Linked DNA regions of Mus musculus: regions 1 and 2 are each linked to region 3. A link is a contact called in ENCODE Hi-C or POLR2A ChIA-PET data. All regions are on one chromosome and are shown on one strand. Each heading gives the region's core, a stretch centred on a gene start or an enhancer-like site at or near the end of the contact. The rest is flanking DNA. Distances are from core to core; before and after follow the strand shown.

Region 1 (3,588 bases), core at 900-3,399, 99 kb before region 3:
TTATCTGAAATGCTTCGGGCCAGAAATGTTTCTGATTTTTTTTTAATGTGGACCTGTGCTGGGTGGAGATTAGCCAGCTACTAATTTGATGTAGCAACCTTTGATTCTATGAGAGAATTGAGTGCATGATAGATAGATAGATAGATAGATAGATAGATAGATAGATAGATAGATAGATAGATGAGTCTGTCAGTTCATCAGTAAAGGGCTTGCCTTGCAAGAGTGAAGACCTAAGTTTGCACTTCAGAACCCACATTTTAAAATAAATAAGTAAGCAGTAGCCAGACACAGGGGTCCAAGTTTGCACACACTGTTTCAGAGCTGAGATAGGATTTCTAGAGCTTGCTGGCAGCCACACTAGCCTACTTGGCAACTTCTAGGCAAGTGAGTCACTCTGTCCTGAGGAACACCACAGGAAATAGTCCTCTGAAACACACACACACACACACACACACACACACACACACACCTGCACACAAAAGTGAACAAACACACCTCCATCTGCATATTCAGTTGCATATAAACACATCTACATCTGCACAGGAGCATACACACAAACCAGTACTTGCATACACAGCTACATAAACACACACACACACACCTGCATGGGAACACGCAGGTGTATACATACCATACACACCATCCCATAGAAAATTTCCATAGAAAATTCCAAATTATGTTTTTCCCTAGACAATAGAGCATAATATATAATATATATTATGGCATTAAGTATGATACTCTAGAGACACAGAGCGCTATATACAGGTTATAAGCAGATACTACATTATCCTCTGTAAAGGTTTAGTATCCTCAGTTTTGATAATTTTGGTGGTCTTGGAACCAAGAGGGAGAGCCAAAGACACCTTTGTCTTTTTTCCTGTCTTTCTTTTAATGAAGAGGTTTGGATTTCTCCCTACAGATAATTAATGCAATCATTTAGAAATGTTAGCTAGACTTGAGGAAAGACAAACAGGATGGCAGATCTTCTAAAAATCCAAACAGATACAGTGTGAGGCTCTTTTGGAGTCACAGACATGAGTGTAGCAGACAATGAAGGGAGGGGAGATCCTTTCTTTTCCCCCTCAAGACAAGAATTCTCAGTGTAGCCCTGGATGTCCTGGAACAAGCTCTGTAGACCAGGCTGGCCTTGAATTTAGAGATCTGGCCACCTCTGTTTCCCGAATGCTCCCTGGTTAGGAAGGGAGATTACAAGGCATTTAAATTTCAGTCATCAAGACTAATTGTCTTTGTCTGAGGCCTAACCTCCTGAGAAGGTGGATTGCAGTGCTAAGCACTGCAGAAATGGGGTGTGACACAAAGTTCAGAGAAAAAAGGGGCTCACTCCATATATGTTGGCTTAAAAGGGTTTGTGATACATCTAGGAGGAAGTCTGCTAGTGGTGAGGGATAAAGCACGATCTCGGAGTCTGCTTAGGGTTTACGGAAGCTGGGTTTGACTGTAAATATCAGCTATTTGGGACGCTGAGGCAGAAGGATCACAAATTCTAGGCCAGCCTGGGCCTAACAGAGGTACTTCAGGGCTAGCCTGGGTCTACGAAGAGACTTCAAGGCAGGCCTGGGCAAACTTGGTTTCTAAAAAGAAAAAGTAAAAATGGCAGCAGGCAGGCAGGCACGGTACTGAAGCAATTTTCCACTTGTGTCATCATGTAGGTGCTGAAATTCTTTGGACCCAGTGGGGTGGCGGTACGGTACAAGGACAGTTCGCTTCAGGGCTAGGTTCAATCCCTAGTATGAGAGAGAAAGAAGAGGGTGGGAAGTAACGGAGGAGAGAGATGGAAGAGAGGGAGAGAGGAAAAAGAGAAGGTGTAATGAGCTTCAATGGTATGACTGGTAAGGTATCAAAGACAAACAGGATGCCACAACAGGCCTGCACCGAACCAATCCAGAAGAAAGGGAGAAATAGCAGGAGGGCAAGGGAAGAGAATCCTGGAGAGCCCGTCTTTGCCCAAAACGCAGTGAAATGTGGGCGTCAATGTGTCCTTCTTAGTTCTACCTGGTTCAGCCTACACAGGGGCAGGACTAGGAACGTGGCGAAAGCAGGTCTGAAAGCTGTACAGCTTGGTGTGCCTGCGCATGCGCCGGACCCCAGCGCCACCGCCCAGCTCTCTTCAGCCCCGCCCACGCGACGCCCTGCCTAGAGCCTGCGCTCACACTTGGCCCCGCCCGTGACCGTCCAGTCCCGCCCCCCTCGCGGTGCGCGAGGAAGCCACGAGGAGGCCCAAAGTCCCGCCTACCCAGAGATCCACCTACGCTTTGGCTCTGTTACAGAGGCGCTTTGCGTTAGCTCGACGCCGCGCAGCCGCAGAGGACATGGGGCGGGGACAGGGGCGGGGTCGGATCGGAGGCGGAGGCTGGGTGGGCGGGCCCTGGAGTCACGTGTGTAAACACGCCGCACGTGGAGCTCAGCCTGAGCCAGAAGGGCGGGGCTGCGGGTTCCGAAGGAGGAGGCGGGTAAGGTGCGCGCGCGCGCGCGCATGGAGGTCTTGGGCGGCGCGGGACTGGGGCGGCCTGGTTCTGTCCCCAACTTCAGTTTCTTTATCCCGCTGCATTGGTGAGAGCTGTGACCAAGGCAGGCCCAGCCCTAGGGGACGAAACCCCCCTACATAATAACCCCACTACGTGCGCGCTCTCCCATTTCACAGATGAAGTAAAGAAACTTGCTCCAAGCCACGTGGCTGGAAAGTGGCGCCACCAAGATCTGCCCTGGACAGCAGGGCTCCTGGGCCTTGCTTTGTGGCTTGCGTGGCAAGAGGTTCTGGGCTCCGACTCCTACGTTCTGCCCTTGCCCTAAGGGCTACATTTGGTCTGGCTAACATGGCGAGGCCTATTGCTCCGTGCACAATGAGGTGACAGGGGTGCCTGCTCCCCCAGCTAGCAGTCTAGAGACGGGCGCAGGCCAAACCGTCGACCATGGTTTCCGTCTGGGTGTGGCTGGAACACTGCGGTGGGGTCCGGACACCTGAGCCTGCATCACTGCTCCTTACACAGCTCCTCCTCCATTTCTTTGCCCCTTTCTTCTCCCCGAGCCGCACAGAGCCCCTTTCAGAGGCGACGCCCAGTGCAGCGGGTTCCTACCCTTCTGCCCCAAAGGGCCTCCTTTCCTCTCCTCCTCGTCCTCCTCCTCTCCCATCTGTGCCGCGTGACCGGGGGGAGGCGCCGTACCGGGCGCAGTCCAGGCGTGGGGCCCAGCCAAGCTGTCATCCCGGACTGGCGGGCCCGAGGAGGCCTAAAAGGGGGGACCCGAGTGCTTGGGACTGGTAGGAAGCGTGCTCCAGGCAGAAAGGCTGAGCTGCCAGCAGTCCCGGAGAGGAATGCGCGCCCTCTTCAGGCTTAAGCGGCTAGGTCCTGCGGCCCTGAAAACCCATACCTGGGCCCCTCCCAATTTTGGGTTTGAGGGTTCAGGAGCTTGTTAATGGGACATTCCATTAATCTAAGGCTAAGGCTCCGAGGCAGCTCAATGTAGCTGTAGGCCCTGAAGCCAGGCTCAGTGTCTGACCTTGGGCAAATTGCTGAGCCTCCGTTTTGTTCAGTTTCTCCAGATTCATTTACCAACATTCCAGCCTCAATA
Region 2 (4,016 bases), core at 380-2,879, 76 kb before region 3:
GGGCCTGCCCTTGCTTCTCTACTGCTGGGATTAGGAAAAGTCACAAGAATGGACAAGGGAGAAAGAGTTGGGAGTCCTATCCCCCAACTAGCCTTCCGCAGTAAGACTGCAGGCCCAGCTCTGCTGGGTTTGCAAAGGACTCTGGGTTACCTTCTAATAAGACTCAGTTTCCCCCTGGGCTTAGAAAGGACCAAATTATACACTCACTCTGGTTCCTCCAGGTATCAGTACCTGTAACCTTAAAGGTGCCATTCAGGAAACACAAACCCCTCCCACAACCCCAGGCCCAACTGAGACCAGGCCACATTGACAAGCTTCAGAGGTTCAGCCATGTGGCCTGCAGCTCTGTTTTGGGAAAGTTGGAAGAAAGAAAACCTGGAACCCAGGAGGCAGAATACCCTGTAGGCAGCAGACCTACCTGACTGCTATCCTCGCTTTTCACAGTCTTGTCAATCTTGGCAATTTCTTCATCTGGGTCTTGCAAAAACTAAAAAAAAAAAAAAAAAAAAAAAAATCCCGGTCCACCATGGGTCCACATGGTGCGACCCAAAGACAAAAAACACAAGAGAAAAAGGGGGAAATGTTTGTTAGGTCATGAACGACATTCAACTAAAGGAAACCTCTCTCTCAACTAATTCTTTTCACTAGTAGGTAAGAAGAACCAAATTTGGTACCCAGGTAAGATGGAAGGGGGGGTGGGCTGTCCCCTTCCCAACCTGTATCCTTTGTACTCACCACGGCCACATTTGCCTTCCTTTTTCTGGAGCGGACTGAAAGGTCGGAGCCACCTTCTTCTTTCATGTTGCTGTGGTCCGTCGAGTCTCTGCAAGGGCATGGTGTCATGGGGTGCTGCTCCCCAAAAACTCAGGCCGCCCCTCCCCCACCGCTACTCACCCTTACCCTCCCGCAGCAGGGAGGCCACTCACCTCTCCCTTGGCATGGCTCAGGACTTGGGCTTGGAACTCAGACCTGGGAGGACAACAAGCAAGCATCGTGGTGAGCACGGCCCGCAGAGGGGACCTGAGTCTTCCAGTTCGTCCCGGGCACCCCTCCCCCCTCCCGCGCGGGCGGCGGCGGCGGGAGCCTCCTGGGCCCGGAGGCCGGCCGGGAAAATGGCCGATGGGCCCGGGTGGCTTGTCACCCGCAGGCGCCGCCAGCAGCCTGCGACCCTGGGTCCGAACCTGAGGTTGGGGATGGAGGCCCAGCCGCCCTTCAAGAGGACCCCCCGCTCCATCACCGTCCTCGGGGCCGGGGCTGCCTCAGTGTCCCTTTCTACACCTACCCCTGACCCGTCTCTCACAGCCACCCCGGCCGGGGCACCCCGAGCTGATACCTCAGGGGACCGGGTGACCCGGCCTCGCCCCACCCCCACCCGGGCCCGGTCCGGTCTGGTCGGACCCGGTCCGGACGCCTGGGAGTCGTGGGAGTCCCGGGAGTCCCGGGAGTCCAGGCAGCCCGTACCCGAAGCTGTGTCCGCCGCAGGCAGGCGCGCTCGAGCGGGCAGGAGGCCGACGGCGAGCGGGAAGCAGGAGGCGGGAGGCGGCGGCCGAGCGCGCGGCGCTGGCGGGATCCGCGCCTGCCCCCTACACCGCGCTGGCTGTCGAGCCGGCTGCTCCTGCGCCCGGCTTCGAGCGGGACATTTAAAAATCCCAGCGCGCGGCACCGGCCCCGTCCCGCCCTCGCGCCCCGCCCCGAGGGCTGCGAGCCCCTCAGCGGCCGCCGCAGGCCCGGGGCCCGCCCCGTCGCCGCGCGGACCAGCGAGGAGCTCTGGTGGGGGCGTGGCCTCCCGGGGGGCGTGTTCTTTTACGGGCGTGGCATGCACTAAAGGGGTGGGGCTAGATGTCAGGGCCTGCGCGCCGGGGGCGGGGTGCGGACGTGGTAGGCGGGGCCTGCGCGGGGCGGGACGCGGGAGAGTCGTCTGGCGCGCGCGGCTGCGGGGCGGGCTCGCTGACGCGGGAGAATCTTGGCGCGAGCGCCTGAAGGATTCTGAGCGTGCGGGGCCGGGAGGAGCGGCATGGGCCGCCCAAGTGGAATGTCAGCAGGGCAGATCGCAATGATCGGCGGCCGGGCTTGACTGGAGTGAGGCACGGGAGGGCCCGGAGTTAAGAACCCGTCATCCGCCGGTCTCCCGCGCGCGCGCACTGTCCCTCCTGACTCGTCCTCCCCGCCCCTGAGACGCAGAGTTCCGGGCCGAGTCCGGCGCGTGGGTGTCCCCAAGGTCACAACAGCTTGTGGCTCCTGGGACCGGAACCAGCATTCAGGCTGCTGCTGTTAGGTCTCCTGTGGACCAGCAGCAGGTCCTTTAACCTGTCAGTGTTTCTGGTCCATTCATCCACCCATTCATTCATTCATTAGGCTACCCAAGCACATTTCTGTGCCTCTAGCACACATGGGCCCAACCCGTTTGCAGAAAGCCTCTCTGACCCTTAGGTCCCCATGAGGTGAGGCAGTCTCCAGCCTATAATTTTACTCCAAGTGTTTTCATCAACCTCAGAGTATGCACATGCCTCACAAACGTGAAGTGACCCTCACCCACCCCAGACCTGACCTTCAGCCCTCCGCCCGAGCTGCTGGATCCAGCATCCGGTGCCCTTTCGCACCCCAGAGCCTCAGAGCTTGCTTTACTCTCTTCTGACCCATTCCAGCTGTTTGTGCTTCCGGAAAACTTGAAGGTCTTTGGTAACCACTTCCTCTCCGGCGTACCTTTCCCCAGGACGTCCCCTCCAGTGTTAAACTATGGCAAAGCACTTGTTTCTTCCAATCTCTTGTTCACTCTGTTTTCTTATCCCGTTGCCCCTTCTGTATCTTGGACCAAAAGGGTCACTTCCCTTATGTTAGTAAATGATATAGAAAGAAAGAAAGAAAGAAAGAAAGAAAGAAAGAAAGAAAGAAAGAAAGAAAGAAAGAAAGAAAGAAAGAAAGAAAGAAAGAGAGAAAAGAAACCCACACTGACCCAGGTCTGTGGAACATACAGGCTACTGAGACGAATGCCTTGAGCACATTGACTGCTAGCAAAGAAAGACCTGTACTCAAGTTGTAGAAGTGTGAAAGGCGGGGTCTAAATACCTCTGGGGACCTTCCTCGGGGTAAGCCTGTCTCTGCTCCCAGTGACTCTCTTCTGGAAGTCAAAGTGGAGTGTGCCCTTCCCATAGGTCCTGACTAGCATAATGGTGATGTCCCAGGCTGCTGAGATTTTGTTGAGGATGTCATAAGCAGACTGAGCCCCAGACCCCATATTCTCCAAACCCTGTTGGATTCAACAGCAGATGATAAACTTAAAGTGAAACTTTGGGTTAAGCCCTTTAAAGTTAAAGCCCAGCCCTAAGAATTTAACAATAAAGCTATCATGCTGGTTCCAGGGTGACCCTAGTTCGCAGACCACAGCTATCTACTGCCTACACTTGCTGTGAGAATTAAGGGAAACAGGTGGCTCAGTACCAGGCCTGGTACACAGTAAATGCTCAATAAATGAACTATTGCTGCAGTGATAGAGCTTTCCTTATGGACCCATCAGCAGCAGAGAATGAGAGTTTCAGGCATTGTATGTCCTAACAATAAAACAGATGAATTAAAGACTACACAACAAAAGTCACAAGTCACTTGCCTTTACAGCAGCATACAAGAATCCCACACTCAAGAATGCAAAACACAGGTTGGGTGTGGTAGCTAGCACCCACCCACCTTTAATCCCAACACTCCAACTCAGGAGGCAGAAGCAAGTGGGTCTCTGTGAGTTCAAGGCTAGTCTGGTCTACAGAGCAAATTCCAGGCCAGGTGTTGGTTGCACACGCCTTTAACAACAGAGCAAGTTCCAGGTCAGCTAAGGATACATAGAGAAACCCTGCCTTGAAAAGTAAATAATTTGAGCTTAGACCTACATGGTGGAGCACGACTTTAATCCCAGCACTGGGGCGACAGAGGCAGATAGATCTCTGGGAGTTTGAAGCCATCCTGATCTACATAGTGAGCCTATCCATATATATATATATTTTTTTTTCCTGGCTTAAAACAAACAT
Region 3 (3,780 bases), core at 591-3,090:
TACAGGCTCAGGGGAGTGTCAGGGGAGTCCCTTCAAGTTGCTGTAACAACATAGCAAGGATAGGGAATTTGAGCTACTGAACCAATTTCTTTGGAGACAAGGAAGTCCAAAATTAAGATACCAGCAGGTTTCAGGTCTAGTGTAGCTAAGCACTTCATAGATGGAGGAAGGGGACAATAAGCTCCCTTGGGCTTCTTATATGAGGCCACTAGTCACCTCCCAAAGGTCCACTACTAAAGACTTTCAGTGTGTGAACTTGGGGATAGGAAGGAAGAAAGTTGAGGGAGGGTCTCCATCTGCAGCCTAGGCTGGCCTCAAACCCTGATGGATTTGCTTGTTTGTTTGAGACAAGGTTTCACTATGTAGCCTGGGTCAGCTAGAATTCTCTTTGTAACCAGGCTGGCTCCAAACTCATGAGATTTGTTTGTTTCTGTCTCCCAAGTGCTTCGATTAAAGGTGTACACCCCTGCACCTGGTAGCTAGCCTCAAATTGTTGAGCTTTCTGCCTCAGAAGGAGCTCTATCTGAGTAACAGGATTGTGGATGTACACACACCTACTGTGCACCTCTTTCACAGACGGCCTCAGCCGCTACTGGCTGTCTAGGAACACTTCTAGGTGTCAGGGTGATAATTTTAGGGCTTTATTCATCGTCGGTGTGGATGTCTTATAGCCTAGTCTCTATTCTCCACTGAACTTTCCTGTTCCCATCATTGCTACATACTTCTGATATTTAGGCAAAGGAGAAAACAAGCGAGTCCGGTTCTCGACCTTGCCACCAGAGGGCGCTGCCCGCGGGGGACATTGAAGCGCCTCACCTCATAGCTCCACAGAGAGCAAGGAGCTAATCTATTCTTAGCCTCAGTTAACTTTGGCTCTTGAAAGTCACCCAAACTCGGGCAAAAGCTCCTACTCGAAAACGCACAGACTTTTCCACTCCAGCCAGGAGAATCTTGATGTTAAAAGGGGTTCGAGGCCTTCTAAGAAGACAGAAAAGAAGAAATAATATGGCCCTGCACAGATCATCTGTATGCCCGCAGCAGCTCTCCACCCCCACCTGGCAGATCGCGCTAGGGGCCACTTGGACCTAGACTGGAGTTCGCTCGCCACACTCTCTATTTGGGTGGCATTGGCTAGCCCAGTCCCTCTGTATCTAGTTTGTCACTGACAACCGTGCGTACTCAAGACTTTGCTCAGGGTTAAAGTTCAGTATTGGGAGAGATACCAGATTTGGCATATTTTCAGGCCAGCCCTAGAGTCCTTGGGACCAGGGGGCGGGGACTGCTCCCTAGGCCTCTCTGGATTTTTCTGTTACTCTGCTCTCTTTCTGAGTGGCTCCCTTTGCCCTGCAAGTGGAGTGGGCTCTGTTCTGGTCTTAGGAGGTCTGAAAGCTATACCAGCCCCTGCGCGTCCCACGCAGGCCCCAGCGTTAATTAACCAGCAGTCGCTCCTGACAGCCAAGCCCCTCTATCATCTCCCAGGTCCAGGACCCTGTGGGAGAAAGGGTCCGGCAAGTCACAGACCCAGCCAGCGCAAAGGGCGATCGAGGAGAACCTTCCAGGAACCGTCCCAGATCCTAAACGTGAGGTTGGGCACTGAGTGGGGTGGCCAGGCGGAGAGGAAGTGGGGGCAGCGGGTCCTCGCGACACAGAGTCCCCTCCCAGATGCTCCCCATTTCCGCAGGCACAGAGCTTCCTAGCCTGGGTCTTGGTGTCAGTCAATCAGACGCTGGGGCGCGGAAGGGACGCCTCGCCCCGCCATCAAGATCTTTCCCCAGGCCTGTCCCATCTTGAGGACCCAGACTCATGGGGACCCAGAGCTCGGCGACCCGGAAGGCCGGCGGAGCCGGAAGGTGGGAGGGCGGAGCCAGGGTGGCGGTGGCCTGTGAACGCCTCTCTGGAGCTGGCAGAGCAGAGCCGGCCTCAGTGCCTTGGCGGTCCCAGACTCCAGCTCGGTAAAGGTGCGCGCGGGGAAGCCGGGGTCTGCGAAGCCGGTCGGGGACCCTACGGTGTCAGGCCCAGTGCTAGAGCTGTTCATCTCAATGCAAAGGACCTGAGACACTGAAGGCCTAAGCTGCAGCGCCGAGGTTGGAGTAGTCAGCAGCTCCGTGCGCTTCCAGCCGCAACCTGGATGCTTGGGAGTGCGCGTGCGCGGTGCGGTGTCTTCCCACAGTTTATGCCTTCTGCCTAGCGGACTGCTGTGCTTGGCCCAGAGAGGGAGGAAATCTGGGCTCTAGCTTAGGGATGGCCAGGAATGAATGTCAGGGGATCAAAGGGCCAGATTAATTGGAGCTGTTGTTGAAAAACGTTCTTCTATGACTAAGTAGATAAGGTGCATGCATGGCCGGGTGCAGAGGGCACGGTGCTGCTGAGTGATGGGTGTCAGTTAACTCTGCGAGCTATGTAGCGAACCTACCACTGACCACTTCTGATCTTTCAAGAGAAATTAGGAAGATCTAAGATATATGTAAGATTGTATTATTGCTGTTAGTTTGAGACTGGGTCTCACTATGTAACCTTCACTGGTCTTGATCTGGGAGTCCTACCATAGCCTCCCCCATGCTGGGGTTATGGGAGGGAGCCAGCACACCCTCGATATCTTCTTATTTTTAAATACCAACAATCAAGTAAGTAAACAACTTAGTAGGCTGGAAGAACAGGGTGATGAACTTCACAGAGGACAGAGTACAACTGGGGAATTCCAGACAGGGGAGCAAATATTGCTATTTGGCCAAAGACCTGTTTTCCACTCAGTTTCTGTTTGTTTCTCCCTGCAGCCTCCCCTTACCCACCCCCTACCCCTGACACATTTCCTCCCTCTACTCTGGGGATTTGAATCCCAGCTTCGTCTAAGATTGCTATAAAGAACATGGAGCCCCCTGTTACTCTGAGGCCTCCTCCTCTGTTCCTCACAACTTGATTGGACTCAGGTCAGGCTGCTGTCCAAAGGTTTGAGTTTTTCACCTCCTCTGTGTATGGGAGCCCTGCTGTCATCTTCCCTCCAGTCTGGGTGACTATAGGACATCAGGGCTCCCAGTTAGCTTTTGTCTTCCCTATGGCTGGCAGATGGACTTCCGGTGAACAGGACCTGTTTTGAGGACAGCATTATTGAAGTCGTTCTGCTCCCGTGGGAAGGTCCTGTCTTCTGCGCCCCCCATCTCTTCCTCGCAGACAGACAGAGGTGGCCCCTGGAAAGAGGAGAATGGGGCGTGTTACCTTTCAATTTCTTGAGCCTGAAGAATTCAGAAAGTGAAAGCTTTCACATAGACTCCAGGTCCCAAACCTTTCTTTCACCACAAAAGCCTGTTGCTGCCATAACTTCTGGAATTACTCTTCAGGAAACCTAGGCCAGCCTTGCCTTGCCTTGGAGACTGCAGAAGCCCAGCTGGGGCGGAACCTTTCTTGCCCGGCTCTCCTGCCCCCTGACACTTGCTAAGGAGCCTGGCTTGTCTTCTGGCAAAGGCTTGTCTGGGCGTGGTAGAGATTGAGAATGGCATGTGCATGTTGGAACCTTTTCTTTTCTGCTCCATGGGCTTTGACTTAATGTTATTCAGAGCAAATCTGGAGGTAGATAATTCTTTGAGTAGGTAATCAGGGGTAAGATGGGTGAGTCCAGTACTCATTCCCAGCTCCCTCCCCCCACCCTGCCCACACTTTTACATTCTGTAGTTTCGGCTACTCACAGCCAAGTAGTAAGTGAAAAAAAAATTCAGAAATGAACAGTTCATGAGTTTGAAATGCTATGCAAGTTTTAAGTCATGGGCTGTTCTATATGGTTAGAAA

Evidence for each region. A loop is a pair of places that touch in the nucleus more often than their neighbours do. ChIA-PET counts read pairs that join two places held with the same protein, here RNA polymerase II (POLR2A).
Region 1: a loop to region 3 is called in a map of heart, with 1.9 times the contacts of the local background. The contact joins the enhancer-like site here to the promoter of D530033B14Rik in region 3. A Hi-C loop is called at or near these places in 1 of 37 maps with a recorded cell type or tissue (heart). POLR2A ChIA-PET finds 5 or more read pairs at or near these places in 2 of 5 experiments (Patski and embryonic stem cell).
Region 2: POLR2A ChIA-PET joins it to region 3 with 12 read pairs in Patski. The contact joins the promoter of Ccne1 here to the promoter of D530033B14Rik in region 3. A Hi-C loop is called at or near these places in 1 of 37 maps with a recorded cell type or tissue (v-Abl transformed pro-B cells). POLR2A ChIA-PET finds 5 or more read pairs at or near these places in 3 of 5 experiments (Patski and embryonic stem cell).

What each region holds. Positions count from the first base shown.
Region 1 is chr7:38,082,807-38,086,394 of GRCm38, forward strand. All of the region lies in intron 3 of Gm30771 (a long non-coding RNA gene), which reads left to right. Among named protein-coding and RNA genes, the nearest start is that of Gm30684, 22 kb to the left of the region's middle. Within about 2 kb of position 2,150, at least 1 of the 3 ENCODE cell types and tissues checked has a DNase peak (open chromatin) inside an H3K27ac peak, as active enhancers do; it is heart, where a contact is called at or near this core.
Region 2 is chr7:38,105,861-38,109,876 of GRCm38, forward strand. Ccne1 (cyclin E1) reads right to left here and starts at 1,630. Exons shown (of 12, transcript NM_007633.2): 1 at 1,462-1,630; 2 at 927-969; 3 at 736-823; 4 at 419-487. The coding sequence starts at 940.
Region 3 is chr7:38,181,942-38,185,721 of GRCm38, forward strand. It overlaps D530033B14Rik (RIKEN cDNA D530033B14 gene), which reads right to left and starts at 1,841. Exons shown (of 1, transcript NR_165180.1): 1 at 631-1,841. 1600014C10Rik (RIKEN cDNA 1600014C10 gene) reads left to right here and starts at 1,846. Exons shown (of 4, transcript NM_028166.3): 1 at 1,846-1,958.